Regions from separate parts of the Homo sapiens genome. Here region 1 is linked to region 2. A link is a loop called in an ENCODE intact Hi-C map of the cell type or tissue named here. Cell type or tissue: PC-3. All regions are shown on one strand.

Region 1 (8,000 bases), 400 kb before region 2:
TATGAGTCCCGTACATTCCTTCTCTAGTCCAATGTTACAATCTTCAAAGCTATTAAAAGCCTGGGCAAGAAGGCCATGAGAATCACCATGTTGGGTGGACCCAGTTTCTAATGGCCTGAATTTGCGTATCAAAGATTGCCAGCCTGGCTCTAAGAGCCAGGGCTTTACAAGACACTTTTCCGGAGATGCTTTAAAAAATAAAAAACTTCCCAAGGACACCTTTTTCTATCTGCCTAAAATAATCTCTTATAACTCCTACAACAATAATATTTATATGTGACTTTATATAGATGTAAACATTCAGAGTAAATAAATTGCATGGAATCAAAACAGCTAAAAGTAGACCAAACACATTAATTATAATTGGGATATAGTAACCTCTGACTTCAGATGCTCTACTCTCTCTTTAGCTAACAGACCCTCACATAGTGTAAAATTCTTTTAATAAAAAGCTGTTTATGTTTTATACTAGTTGGCATGCAAAATAGCAGGTATAAAATATATATATGAGTTGCTGGGGATCAAGGTTAATTATGGTCTCATTCACTTGTTAATTCTGGTAACTCTTTGAGAAATGTATATAAGAAATAAGTAATAACTGACACTGAATAGACAATTCAGTTTGTGACACATAAATAAGTTGTCACACTGGTAGGGATATACTTAGAAACTACTGAATTCCCAACTCGTGAATCTATATTTTGCACATTGCTAGTGTTGCAGGGATGCTGGGAGCTTATCATGGTCTCAGTGCCCAGGGAATTTTTCTAATGTTGATAGTCTATGTCAGCAATTTTTAAATGGAGGTTGTATTAGTCAGGGTTCTCTGGAGGGACAGGATTAATAGGATATATGTATGGAAATACATATACTATTATCATATATGTACTCCTTTTCATATGTATGTATGAAAGGGGGTTTATTAGAAAGAATTGTCTCACACAATCACAATTCAAGTCCCAAGATAGTCTCTCTCTGCAAGCTGAGAAAGAAGCCAGCAGTGGCTCAGTCTGAGTCCAAAAGCCTCAAAAACAGGGAAGCCAACAGTACAACCTTCAGTCTGTAGCCAAAGGCCCAACAGCCTCTGGCAAACACTGGTGTAGGTCCAAGAGTTCAAAGGGAAAAGATTCTAGAGTATGATGTTTAAGGGCAGGAGGGACAGAAGGAAGCATCCAGCGCAGGAGAAAGATGAAAGCCAGGAGACTTAGCAAGCCAGCTTATCCCAACTTCCTCTGGCTGCTTTGTTCTAGCAGCACTGGCAACCGATTGGATGGTGCCCATCCACATTGAGGGTGGGTCTTCCTCTTCCAGTCCACTGATTCAAATGTCAGTCTCCTCTGAGAACACCCAAACAGACACACCCAGAAACAGCACTTTACCAGCTATCTAGCCATCCTTCAATCCAGTCAAGTTGACACCTAATATTAATCACAATAGAGATCTCTTATAATAATGTGGGAGATTGAGTGTCCCTAGAATATTATTTTTTCTATAACATTTAAGTTTTTTATTTTTTGAGTCTGATAGCATAAACTATTTTGGGGGTAGAGAGGTATCAACCAAAGGCGTTAACTGAAATAAGCACCAAAAATGCTGTACTGGTATTGCTTTCATTTTCTTTAACCATAAAGATCTTAAAATTGTCATAGGAATTAAAAGAACCTCTCCCTCTCTGAAGGTTTGAGCCTTCCGAAATAACCTAACAATAGACAGATTAACAGGAGAAAAGGCATACAAATTTATTGACATGCACGTATCCATGAGAGCCATATGAAATATGTGACTCAAAGAAGAGCCAGATGGTGGAAGTATAAATATCCCATTTATAGGGGAGAGGGTAGTGGGGGCCTATAGATAATTTTAGAGGAGTAGTAAATAATTTTAGGAGAGATAAATGGGCCCGGGAGGGAGACATTATCCTATAAATGATTCTCTTAGGAATTTCAATGAGCCCAGAGACAGACAGTATCTTGTGACAAAGTCCATCCAGATGTGGTTACATTCCTGTCTTCTGGTAATAAAATTTCAGGGAAGGAGTAGAAGGCAATTGTGTTTTCTTTGGCAGATGTGATCTCAAAGCATAAAGGAATATTAAAGTAAAGCCTTTCCTTGTGCTTAGGGAGAAACAGAGGGTTTGAGACAGGGCTGCAGGGAAGGGGGAGGTCAGAGAGATCTTGAGCCTGCTTCTTTATTTCACCACATCAATGGATCATATTCTGGGATATTATTTTCTGATCCTTAAGATTGCAAACACCTAGTTCTAGCATTTCTTCTCCCCACTGCTCCTTATTTTTCTCCTCAATACTTTTCACTATTGACATACTCTAGCCTTTACTAGTGAAATGTTTGTTTTTGTGATTTTTATGATATAATAATAATTATATATTTGCTCTTTGTCCCTGGTTCCTGGCACAGAACTTCTAAAATTGTTGTAACTTCCTGAGTGGTAGGGGTGATTGAAATGTCTTTGTTATTATATCCGCCCCCCCTCCCCCGCCCCCCTACCCTGCAAACACCCCTGTTCCTGAAATAGCTCAGAAGCATAAAGATGAAAGGAGTATCTTTTGTTATTCATAACAAGCCCCTTTCAACTCTACCTGAGTTTATGTTAATGAGGTGACTTTTGGAAAGTACCTAAGAATACAGGCCTGGTTGCCAAGGGAACCAATCCTGTAATTAGAGGTTAGAACATTCAGCCCCATCCCCCAATCTTCAGAAAAAGGAGTGGGGTTAGAGATTGACTTAATCACCAAAGGCCAATGATTAAATCAATCATGCCTTAATAATAAAGCCTCCATAGAAACCCTAAAAATGGGTTTGGAGAGCATCTGGGTTGGTGAACAAGAAGGCTGCACATGCCAGGAGGGTGGCACACTGGAATGGAAGTTCCTGTGCTTGGGACCCTTCTGGATCTCACCCCATGTATATTTTCTTCTGACTGTTCATTTGTATCCTTTAAAATAGCATTTGTAGGCTGGCTGTGGTGGTTCACACCTGTAATTCCAGCACTTTGGGAGGCCAAGGCAGACGGATCACTTGAGGTCAGGAGTTCAAGACGAGCCTGACCAATATGATGAAACCCCCTCTCTACCAAAAATAGAAAAATTAGCTGGGTGTGGTGGCATGCACCTGTAATCCCAGCTACTCAGGAGGCTGAGACAGGAGAATTGCTTGAACCTGGGAGGCGGAGGTTGCAGTGAGCCGAGATCACGCCATTGCGCTCCAGCCTGGACAATAAGAGCAAAACTCCATCTCAAAAAAAAAAAATTTCTAATTGGTAAATAGTAAGTAAACTGTTTTCCTGGATTCTGTGGGCTGTCCCAGCAAATTGTTGAACATGAGAAGGGAGTCCCATGAAACTCTGACTTGTAGCCAAGTTGGAAAGAAGTTGTGAGTAACTAAGGGATCTTCTATTTGCAACTGGCATCTGAAGTAAGGAATATTTTGTGAGACTGAATCCTTAATCTGTATGGCCTGTTCTAATTCCAGGTGGTCAGGGTCAGAATAGAGTTAAATTGTAGGACACCCAGTCGGTGTTTGCTGATAATTAAGTAATTGGTTGGTGTGGAAAAAAAAACAAAAACAAAAACACTGTTGTTTAGAACTAGAATGAAAACTCCATGAGGACAAGAGTTCTGTCTGTTTTGGTCACTGTTTTGTGCATATAAGAAACTACAAAGCCCACCATTATTCGATTAACTCATCTTTTGCATCACAATTCCTTTTCACCAAGAGAGTGAGCAAGTCTGATTATTCCACCTAGAATCTGATAATTCCACACCTGTGGCATTAGGGGCAGGATTGAATGGAAATGGAATATAGGGTTCCTAAAAGAATGGAGTATTCAACGGAGGAAAATAGAGTCTAGCTCATTATTACTCTGTGAAATAAATTCTCAAGATCTTCATTTTATTAAAAAAGAAGGAAATGATCAGGGAGTTTGAGAAACTTATTCAAGTACCTAAAATAATTATCTGATTGTCAACTGAAGAATGACAAGATTCATATATTTGAAAAGGAGGACTTTATTTTTCATGAAGTGTTGTGGCCTGAAGAGTGGCCATTCTGGCAGACTGAGAAGAGTAGCCTATGGTCAGAAGCCAGAAACAGACACTTTGAGACAGGGACAGAGGGAAGAGGAACTTATGCTGAGCAAGGGGACCAAATATATGTATTTAATAAGCTATATGAGGAGTAATGAATATTTATGAAAGGAGAAACATACGCATGTGCAATTGAGCTTCATGATTCTCTATGGGATCCATGTTCAGAACATAGAGATGTTAGCATGATCCAAGGGTGGAGTTTCTGGCCCTCTCATGTCAAAAGGTGAAGCAGAGGACGGGAAAACCATTACTGATCATCCTCTGTAGACCGGCCAGACCCACTCCATAGTGGATGGTCTCCTACCAGGAAGAGATGCTGATGGGTTGTTTTGTTGGAACTGCAAAAGGAAGGGGCAGCAGTCAGGCCGTTGGTTATACCAACGGTGGAGTCTTCCGAAAGGGCTGGTTTCTGATTAGCCCTTATCGAAGAAAACCTAATGGTGGTTATCGATGGAGAGGCTATAACAAGGTGTATCTGACCTCCCATGTTGTCATGGCTGAGAACTCAGTTTTCAAGGTTGCCTGGCCAAGAAAGGGTCCATTCAGTAGGTTGTGGGACTTAGAATTTTGTTTGTATTTCTCAGATAGAAAATGAACATAACCCCAAGACTTCAGATTCAGTGATTTTTTTTCACAACTGCAACAACAGACTAGATAGAAGTTCTCTAAAGAACATTTCACTTCTTTTAAGATCATGCATGCTGCCATACATGGCCCAGGAATAAACTACACCATTCACTGAGGATAGGTCCAAGGGAAATGGCTAGAATTCTTACTATAAAATTCCAGATTGGGAGAAGAAGCAATATCACGTGGATCAGGCTTCTTGGAAAAGTGAAAAGATTCAATTTATAAAGAAAGTAGCAGTAAATTAGACTAAAATAAATGCATTGGGTATTTTGTCTTCAAGAGATGTTTTTCAAATTTAAATTTTGGAAATCTAGAGAAAGGGCCAGGTGCAAATGGCTCATGCTTGTAATCCCAGCTCTTTGTGGGGCCAAGGCAGGCAGATCACTTGAGGTCAAGAGTTTGAGACCAGCCTAACCAACATGGTGAAACCCTGTCCCTAATAAAACTACAGAAAACATTAGCTAGGTATGGTGGTGCATGCCTGTAATTCCAGCTACTTGGGAAGCTGAGACAGAAGAATCACTTGAACCTGGGAGGTGGAGATTGCAGTGAGCCGAAATGTCACCACTGCACTCCAGCTTGGGAGACAGAGCAAGATAAACAAAAAGAAAAGAAATCTAGTAAAAGGTTTCTCTCTCTTTCTTTCTCTCATCCTCACATCTCTCTCGCACGTGTGAGAGAGGCAAGACATGGTCTCAAAAATATGTAAATATAAACATATGTGTGTGTATGTGTGTGTGTATATAGATAGATAGATAGTTTTTTTAATGGTTTTTTTTTTTTTTTGAGACCGTGTCTTGCCTTGTCACCCAGGCCAGGCTGGAGTGCAGTGATACAATCATGGCTCACTGCAGCCTTGACCTCTCAGGCTTAAGAGATCCTTCTGCCTCAGCCTCCTGAGAAGCTGGGACTACAGGTACATGCCACCATGCCTGGCTAATTTTTAAAATTTTTTGCAGAGATAAGGTCTCACTATTTTGCTCAGGCTGGTCTTGAACTCCTGAGCTCAAGCAATTCATCTGCCTTGAACTTCCCCAAATGTTGGGATTACAGGCGTGAGCCACTGCACCCAGCCTATTTCAATATTTTGAATACATTTCAGAGTTATTTATTTAAATTTACATACACATGCATTAGTCAGGGTTCTCTAGAGAAATAGAACTAATGCTATATACAATATAATATTTTAAATGTATTATATATTATAATATATATAAGAGAAGACTTATAGGAATCGGCTGATACAACTGTGGAGGCTGAGAAGCCATAATCTGCTGTCTGTTTGCTGGAGAACTAGGAAAACCAGTGGTGTAATTCAGTCTGAATCCTAAGGCCTGAGGACAGAGGTCCCAATGGTGTAAGTCCCAGTCCAAATCAGAAGCCCTGAGAACCACTGAGGTTGGAGGGACAATGGCGTAAATCCAGGAACAAGCCTGAAATCCCCCAAACAAGAAGTGCCAATGTCTGAGTGCAGAAGATGTATATCCTCACTGAAAAATATAGAGCAAATTTTGCCTTTTCTCTGCTTTTATCTTCTATTCAGTCTCTCAGCATGTTGGATAATGCCCACGCATATTGGTGAGGACCATCTTCTTCACTCAGCCTACAGATTCAAATGCTATTTTCTTCTGGAAACATCCTCACACACAGACATACTAAAAAATAATGTTTCACCAACTCTATGGCATCCCTTAGTCCTGTAAGTTGACACATAAAATTGACGACCTTAACATATTATGTGAGGACATAAATCAATTTAAAAAATAATGCTAAAAAATGAGATAATATGTGAAAAACTTATTAGACCTGGATTATTTGACTATATAACAAACAAAAATATTAAATATACATTATATAATGTGAATCTTTTGGAAAAATATTTAATGTTTTTAATGATCACAGCATTGACATTTAGCATTTATGGCATCACTCTTATTTTGTCCTATTTAACCTGTTGGATATTATTTTTAACACTCTACAGTTCTGACCACAAGCATTAAAACTTTGTCAGAGGCTGTTAATAATCATTCATCTTTGATGAACAATTGATGAGATGAAATAAACAAAAATTAGGGAGAGCTGCATTTATTTGGATGGAGAAAAAAAACCATTTAAAAAATCTGAATTATTAAACAGTTTTATCTTTTTGCTTGCTGGCATAATCCTACATCATCTCCATTTGAGGTAATATTCTAGTTGATGAATGAAGGTTCTTGCCTATTGAAATAATGAGTATCTGAAACATTCAAGTCATTAGGAGTTGTCCTGAAGGCTGTCTGCCCCCATGGTCCTAAGACCACTCATTTATAACCTGCCAAAAAGTGGATGAATTTTGAGGATTTTAATCTAAGACTCAGAATATACAATAGGAAGGCAGACTTCTTCCTCGTCAGTTTGTACACCCTGTGCCTATACATTAATTTCTATATAATTTAAGATTTCCAGGGTTTCAGTAGACAGTGTTAATGGTGTGTTGCTTCATTAGTGAGAAGATTCAAGGATCTCAAGTGCAAGAAGATATTTAATAATGGATATCACTAAATATCTACTTACATGCAAAAATACACTCCCTAATTGCATGGGATTACAGGGGATTATTAAGCCATCTTTTATATATCAATATTGGTGAACTATGCTTTTTATGTAGAAAATTGCTCCATGTACTCCATTATTTATAAGCCATGAGTATTAAAATGGTCCTTAAACTACATCAGATGAACAAAATTTAGAAATGTATCTCATGACTTATTTTGGAGAATTTAATCCTCAACATTAAAGTTAAAGAAATCTGCCTGCTTTTGAGAATCAAAAAATCCTGAATATCTTTCAATGTGTACTTTATATAATTACTCAAAACTGAACAACAACAACAACAACAAAATAACAACTAAGACTGAGCCACTGTTAGCTTTAGCTAGTGTTTATATTACCATCTTTTCTATTTGTTCTCTCTAGAACTGAAGAACTCTTTTTGCATGGTAACTTTGAACTGAATCACTTGCAGGCAATTTACAAGGTAACCTCAGTGTCTGAGGCAGCAGTAAATTTCCAGCTTACTGAATTTTGCCTGTAGTAAAGTGAAGATAGAACAGACTTGTTTTCTGTTCTAAATATAAACACAGCAGTTTTCCCTGTCAGCAGTTGCTATTCAGACGCATGTATGCTCTTCCACTTAAAATTCAGAGCCATTTTTCTTGCTATTATTGGGGCTCAGAAAATGACACCCCAAAGTAAAGGCCTCAGAAGCAAAGTATTTCTCTGAGG
Region 2 (8,000 bases):
AAAAAAATTTGTTTATTTGTTTAATGACTGGGTGGGAATAGTTCTGTGGTCTCTCCTGACATCAGTAATGCCAGTAATGCCTATGATTCACTTTTGTTTCCTTGTTTTTATTTTTTCAAACATGGGTTCCTAGGGTTCTACCTAGGGTCAGATTGGCTAAGTGGTCAATCAACAATTACTCAGAGGGTATGCTGAAATAACATGCGCTAAGGGTTGCATCATTTGTCAATGGATCTGTATATGGGTGAGTAACACAGCTAAGGGTTAGGCAGTTTACGAAACTGTACCATGTTTTATCTTCTATGGAAGCAACACTTCAAATTCAGTCAGGTACCAGTAGATAACTAGGACCATCATAAATGTGTGTGCAACCTTGGACATGTATAAATCCAGATCCTCAGGAATGAGTAAGAGTTTAAGAGCTTAGGTCTGTATATCAGTCATGGTTCTCAAAAGTAGGAGAACTAATAAGATAGATATATAGATGTGTGTGTATGTGTGTGTGTGTGTGTGTGTAGAGAGAGACAGATTTTATGTATATACACAGAGAGAGAGAGAGAGAGAGAGAGAGAGAGAGCTTATTTCTTTATCCAGAGAGAGAGAAAGAAAGAATTTACTTTAAAGAATTAGTTCATATAATTATGGGTGCTGACATGTCCAAAATCTGTAGAGCAGGCTAGGATCAGGCTGGAAACTCCAATAGGTGTAAATGCCATGGTCTTAAGGTAGATTTTTTTCTTCTCCAAGAATTCTGTTATTTACTCTTTTTGTTATTTACTCTTTTTTTTAAAGTCAGCTGATTGTAGATGTTAACCACATCTATAAAATATCTTCACAGCAACACTGTATTTAGCTTACTGTTTTGTTACATAATTAGATACCACTGCCTAGTCAAGTTGACAAATAAACCTAACCAATACCATCTACTACAGGTGTCTTATGACCTGTGCCTCCCTGTGAAATTTCTGGATGACCTGTGTTTGGTTTCTTGCCTCAATCAGTATCTTGTCTTCAGGTTACCTGCAATATTTGCATTCCCTGATTGTTTCTCACTGAAATCACTATCATTTTCATCAATGTCCTGGAAAAAAGGCTTTTTTTGTTTGTTTTTCCCCAAGGTCCCAGCAAGTCAAATCAGTCTCCCTGACTGGCTAGTTACAGATCCTCCTGGCCTACCCTACAGTGGTAGAACTACTGCACAAAGGAGGGGGAGGTGAGTGAGAGGGTATGTGAGCAGCTGCAATCTAAAACACTGCACACTTCCACTATTCTAACAAAACTTTTCCTGAATAAGTGCTTCTTAAATTTTTATACACCACTGATTAACATCCAGAGCCCCAGAATGGTTATCTTTTGAAAATTTTGTTCAGTTTAATAATCACTTTGTGGGAAAAAGATTTCAGAGCTCCTCACTCAACCATTTCTGAAGTTCTGCTTCTCCAATATTGCTAATTTAACTTTTATCAAATTTATATATTCAAATAAACTAAATAAGTAAAACAACTATATGACTTTGTTAAATAAAGCAAAAATATTTCCTTTATTTGTAATTTCCATTATACAAATAATGAACTTTTGTCTTTTTTAGCTTATTTTTTATCCATATGCTATTCTTTTTTAATGAGTCCTCTCTCTGTTCCAGGAACCAATCCAAGACACCACATGACTTTCAGCCTTCATGTCTCCTTAGTCACTTCTGATAGTATATAAGCTTACAGTTGAGTTTTGATTTTGTGTCCAACCTGACAATTGATGTATTTATATTATTCATATCAAAAGTAATTATCAACACAGATCAAATTCTACCATCTGGCTAGTTATTCGCATTTGTTTTTTATAAATATATATTTTTTCTACCTTCTCCAATTTTAATTGTGTATATTTATAATTTCATTTTATATTCCTCACTTGTACTTCTTTCTTTTTCTTTTTAGTGATTGCCCCAGGATACAAAATATACATGTTTCAATCATCTAAGGTCACTTTCAGATAATAGTATACTACTTTACATATAGTATATGGAGATTATCACAGTATCTTCTCAACTCCTTTCCCACCCCTGTGTCATTGTGGTCATGCATTTCCCTTTTGCATATGCTATACACACAGGATATTGTTATTATTGTTCTTTTAATTAATCAGTTGCCTTTAAATGTATAAAAATAACAAGAATAACAAGATATTTTATTTTACTTTTGTTTATTCCATTTCCAATAATCTTCTTCTCTTTGTATATATTCAATCTTCCAGCCTATAACCTATTTTTTTTTTTCTGTCTGAAGGACTTCTTGTAACATTTCTCATGGAATGGATCTTCTGTTAATGAGATTTCTTATGTTTTGTTCTCAGGAAGTCTTTATTTCCTTTATTCCTTTTAAGCGGTATTTTTGCGGGGTATAAAATTCAAAAATTTCATTTTGTTTTAATTTTCAGCACTGTAAAAGAACTCTTTCTATTGTCCTCTTGCTCTCATGATTTCATACAGGAAGTCTGTTGAAGTTCTTATCCTTGTTCTTTGGAATGTAGCATGTAATTTTCCCCTTCTGGCTACATTTAAGATTTTCTCACTGTCTGGTTTAGGAAAGTTTGATTAATATCCCAAGTTTTGGGAACTTTTGTACTTCTTTTCACTGGACTCTGAGATTTCTTCATGTCTGCTACTGTGTTTCTACTTTCTAACATTTTTACTTGAGTTTTTATTAGTTTACATATCTCTGCTAAAATAATCTATTTGATCTTGCATGTTGTTTGTTTTTTTCCTCAATAGAGTCTTTAACCTCTCATAGTTATTTTAAACTTGTTTTCTTTATTCCTGCCATATGTCTTACATATGAGCCTGATTCTTATATTGCCTTGTATTTCAATATTATATTTATTCTCACCTTTTTATGCCTCATAATTTTCAGCTGAAATTTTGACATGTTGTATAGGCAAGCATATTCTGGTATCTGTATTTGTGTTTGTGTGTGTGTGTATGTGTGTGTGTAAGTGTGTCCGTGTGTCTTGTTTTTTGTCTCTGACACTTAGGTTTTGTCTTAACTCTGTGCCAGTCCCTGGAGTGATCTGTCCCTTGCAGTATTTTTCCGCTGTATTCCATTGCTGCTTTGATTTGATTTTTTGATACTTTAGTGTCGTTTTGTGAGCTGGTGGGGGGGTGCATTTTCCGATGCACTATGTAGGTCTTAGTCTTATGAAGGCACTGAAAAAGTGAATCTCAGGAGTATTGCATCTTCCTAAGTGTTTTGGCTCCTCCTTCAGATGAAATGCTGGGTGTAACATGTATCTGTGTTCCTCTTCAAAAAGTACAGTTTAATTTCTTCTTCTCCGTTCCCCTCCTCAAGTGGCAGTGGGTTTCCGCCAGTGCCTTCAGGCTTTGTATTTTAATGAACTCTGCCATACAGACTAGGGAATATATAATAGTGGCTCTTGATAGAATTTTAGAGATGACTGTTATTCCACTCTCCAGTCAACACTATGGCAAAAGCTTTCTGAGGATACTTCTTCATCTTCCCTGTGAACATCTGAGAAGGGCCTGGGGAGAGGGGTTCTTAAAGAAAAAAGCCTGCAGGAGTACGTGAAACCTGCCATGACTATCTCTCCCAGGGGTTTTATACTTTCACCTTAGCCCATACTTGGCCTTTTGCAATTCATTAATAATTTCCACTTGAAACTACTTTTTGTCTTGTATGTCATTCATTGGCATTTGTCCAAGATAAGCAAATGCTCAGTGCCTGTTTTTGCATTCAGGTGCTTTTCATGACTCACTTCCCTACTTCACATTGTTTGTTTGCCCTATGTGCTCAGTTTTCTGCTAGATTCAAGAGAAGCTGTTTATTTGCAGTCTGTCTAGTTTTTCTTGTAAGTTTACAAGTGAAGCTCTTTCTGGCATTTTGTCTCTCTGAGCTAAAAACAGAAGTTGAATTATTATTATTTTGCCCTCTCCATATTTATGATCTATTTTTAATGTTTTTCTTCTGGATCAACTTTTCCCTGTTTTCTATTGTCTTTTGCTGTCTTTCTGGGAAAATATTCCAACTTCATCTCTCACAGTTTCAATTACGTTTTCATGTTACTATAAATTTAACTTAAAATAATTATATTCTTATTTGTTTGTTTCTTGAATGCACTTTTATTATAGTACTGTCATGGATTTCTAGAAATGTTACTTGCCCTTTCATTCAAGAGAAATTGCACAGTTTCTTCCTCTTCCAAGACATTTTGATCTGTTTGTTTTAAACCATATGTTATATAAAACATATTTATCTGTGTATAAATAGATAGGCAAATATCAGTTATATAAATAACTGGTGGCTTTCTTTTCTCATCATTTTTGTCTGTCCACTCATGTTGCAGTGGGAGGGACTAACAAGATGAAATTAATGTTTCAGGCCAACTCACTTAATGAGGAAAAATAGAAAAGTCATACAAAGTATAAAAATAAATTTCCTTGACAGCATTTTGTAAGTCAAAATATAGCAAAATTTAAGGGTCATGATTTGAGAAAAAAAAACAGATATATTTATAAAAATGAGCCTAGTATTTGGGGCTGATTTTCCTTTGAGGGCATCTGACTATTTCAGAAGGACATCTTATAGGCTAAAAAGCTGATAGTACTTTGATGGCCTCTTGATGCTAGGGGGGCAGGAATTAGAGTATGGAGGACAATGAATGGATAACAATTATGAGTAAGTAGAAATCTTATTATATAGGTTCTGGCAGAAGCTGCCGTTCATATTTGAATCATTTCAATCCATGAAATGAAATTGAAGTAATCCCAGATTGCTGTTGCCTGGCTGAAGTCAAAGCAAACCCTCTCTGGAGGAACAGATCATCACCCTCATTTGCATTATAATTCTACAAACAATTTTGCAAACACAATGGCACAAAATAGAGCATAGCCAGGCATATATATGGAAATAATAAAATTAAGGTAAAACAGTAGGAATAACAAATTATAGCAACAGAATAACAGAATATCCCCATTTTAAAGCTAACTGTAACAGTCTTTTGAGTAACTGCTTAGTACGTTCAAGGATATAAGGAAAAAATGAGAGTTTGAGTAGGTAAAAATACTTTTATGACGTGAAATAGATTGTATGCAAATCATAAATCTGATGAGGTTAATATTTCAGAATATACAAGAAACTCAACTCCGTAGCAGAAAATAAATAAAAACAAATAACCCAATTTAAAATTGGGTAAAAGAAATGAATAGACATTTCTCAAAATGATATACAGGTGGCCTACAGGCATATGAAAAAATGCTCAACATCACTAATCATCAGGGAAATGCAAATCAAAACCACAGTGACATATCACATCACCTCAACCGGAAGAGCTATTTTTTTTTTTTTTTTGAGACAGAGTCTTGCACTGTTGCCCATGCTGGAGTACAATGGTGCTATCTCGGCTCACTGCAAACTCCGTCTCCCAGGTTCAAGTTATTCTCCTGCCTCAGCCTCCCGAGTAGCTGGGATTACAGGTGCACATCACCACACCCAGCTAATTTTTGTATATTTAGCAGAGACAGGGTTTCACCACGTTGGCCAGGCTGGTCTCGAACTCCTGACCTCGTGATCCTCCCACCTACAGCTATTATCAAAAAGATAAAAAATAATAAATGCTGCTGTGTATGTGGACAAAGAGGAACACTTATACACTGCTGGTGGGGATGAAAATTAGTATAGCTGTTATGGAAAACAATGTGGAGGTTCCTCAAAAAATTAAAAATAGAACTACAATATGATCCAGCAATCCCACTATTGAGTATATATTAAAAGGAAATGAAAGCAGTATGTTGGAGAGATACCTGCACTCCCATGTTTACTGCTGCACTATTCACAATAGCCAAGGTATAGAATCAACCTGTGTCTATTAACAGATAAATGGATAAAGAAAATGTGGTATATATACACCATGCAATACTATTCAGTTATGAAAAATAATGAAGTCCTGTCATTTGCAACAACATGGATGAACCTGGCAAACATTATGTTAAGTGGAATAAGCAGGCATAGAAAGACAAACACCGCATGATCTCACTCATATGTGGAATTTAAGGACGTTTATCTCATAAAGGTAGAGAATAGAATAGTGGATACCAGAGGCTGGGGAGATCAGGGGAGAGGGGGAAATAGGGAAAGATTTGTCAAGAAGTACAAACTTGCAGTTAGATAGAAGAAATAAATTCTGATGTTCTATTGCATACAAGGGTAACTATGGTTAATAATATTGTGTTGTATATTGCAAAATGGTTAGAAGAAAGGACTCTGAATGTTTATCAAAGAAATGATAACTGTATGAGGTGATGAATATGCTAAATACCATGACATATTACACAATGTATACATGTATTGAAACATCACGTTATACCTCATAAATATGTATAATTATTATGTGTCAATTAAAAAATGAAAAGAAAAAGAATCATGGGTAGACAAGATTGTGACAATAAAAATTGCTCAAAAATATGAAAATTAAAATGTAATTGATAGTTTAAAGTTAAACCACTGAAAACAGATGCAGCAAATTTGCATTTGTAAGAGAATACTTTATTATAAAACCGTGGCTTAATTCTTTAATAATTATCACTGACATGTGGGAAAGAAGGTCAGACAAGATTCTAACTGTCTAGAGATCAGGTTTGATTTCATGTTTGCCGGCCAAAGCTTTTTCTAAGCTCCAGGGAAGGCTGAAACCTACATGGGAGATATTCGTTATAGTGACCATACTTCACTGAAATAGGAGTACCAAATTTCTGATATTTCAATGGTTAATAATGTATTTCTTCAACCACTAATTTCAAATTGTAATATCTCATTTATGAAAATGGTAAAGAATACTTAGATAAAAGGCAATAAACAATACAAGCATAAAATGTACTTTTGTTTTTTGGATAAAATAGTTGATTATTTCCAAAATGTTGTCATTTTTCTTTCAGAAAAGAATGTTTTCTTTAAAGCTTTTGTCTTCTAATGCCTCATTTTCCTTATATACACACAAATCATATATTGTATTTTAATATAATATAAATATATTATTAGAATTTGTAAAGAAAATAATTTTCTCTCCATTAAAAAATGTTTATGTATTTTTAATTGCAAATAATTTCCATTAAAGTGCCAACTAAGTGAGTAATGAAAGTTTAGTCTCCTGATATGGGACATGTTATCAGAGAAAACACAGGGGAAGAAATATGAGATAATTTTCAAAATTCCATTTATTTCAAAGATGTGAAATGAATCAGTCACTTTTCTTTAAAATTATTCTTTTTTAAATCTACATTTTAGAAGGTATTAATACTAAAGTTGATTTAAAATGGTAGGTTTAAATGGAGCCAGAAGGACAAATCAGAATGACAACTTCTCACACTGAGGACTTGACAGGCTTTTATTGAATCTGCAAGGGCTAATAAAATACTTCTTGCTACATGCAATGCTCCTACAATTTTTGCTGGAAAAGAATAATGTCTTCTCTTATAGCTTTGTACCACAGTTTGAAACATTCAGTGTGTTTCTGTGAATCTTCACTATAATTTCCACTCTTCAAAATAGATAAAATAATTGAGTACAAAAAGTGTTGATTGACATATCCAAATATTTTAAATGATTTGGGTGAAGTGTATCAGAGCAATAGAAATTGACATTAAGTGCATAAAAGGCCAATTGTTTCAGGTACATTGAATATTCTTCACAAAATTAGTATTATTTCCTCGGCAAAGAGTATCCTTCACATGAGTAATACTTTGCACAGTAGCTTGAATATAATGAATTCTGACTGAATATTAATTATAGAACATAGAATGTTTGAAATTTAATTACTTAAATATTGAACTTTAATTGTATTTTCATAATATACAATGAAGCAACTTGTAGGAACAGGTTTGAATTATTTTCATAAAAACTTGCCAGAAGCTCTCTCAACATATGTAGTAAAAATTTTACTCAAATATCTTAATAATCAAAACATTTTATTAATCAAATACTTCAGTTTATATGAGA

What was found. Peaks named below come from ENCODE experiments on the same cell type or tissue, not always from the same donor. Only the 100,000 strongest peaks of a DNase experiment are listed, where the experiment ranks them.
Region 1: a loop joins it to region 2, with 3 times the contacts of the local background. A loop is called at or near these places in 8 of 110 quality-filtered maps.

What each region holds. Positions count from the first base shown.
Region 1 is chr6:141,151,127-141,159,126 of GRCh38, forward strand. No RefSeq gene overlaps it. Among named protein-coding and RNA genes, the nearest start is that of MIR4465, 470 kb to the left of the region's middle. RefSeq lists enhancers at 2,362-2,975, 2,503-2,662. In PC-3, no CTCF peak of the experiment used is centred here; no DNase peak of the experiment used is centred here.
Region 2 is chr6:141,549,004-141,557,003 of GRCh38, forward strand. No RefSeq gene overlaps it. Among named protein-coding and RNA genes, the nearest start is that of GJE1, 580 kb to the right of the region's middle. In PC-3, no CTCF peak of the experiment used is centred here; DNase peaks (open chromatin) are centred at 178 and 3,738; H3K4me3 peaks cover 943 bases; H3K27ac peaks cover 4,175 bases.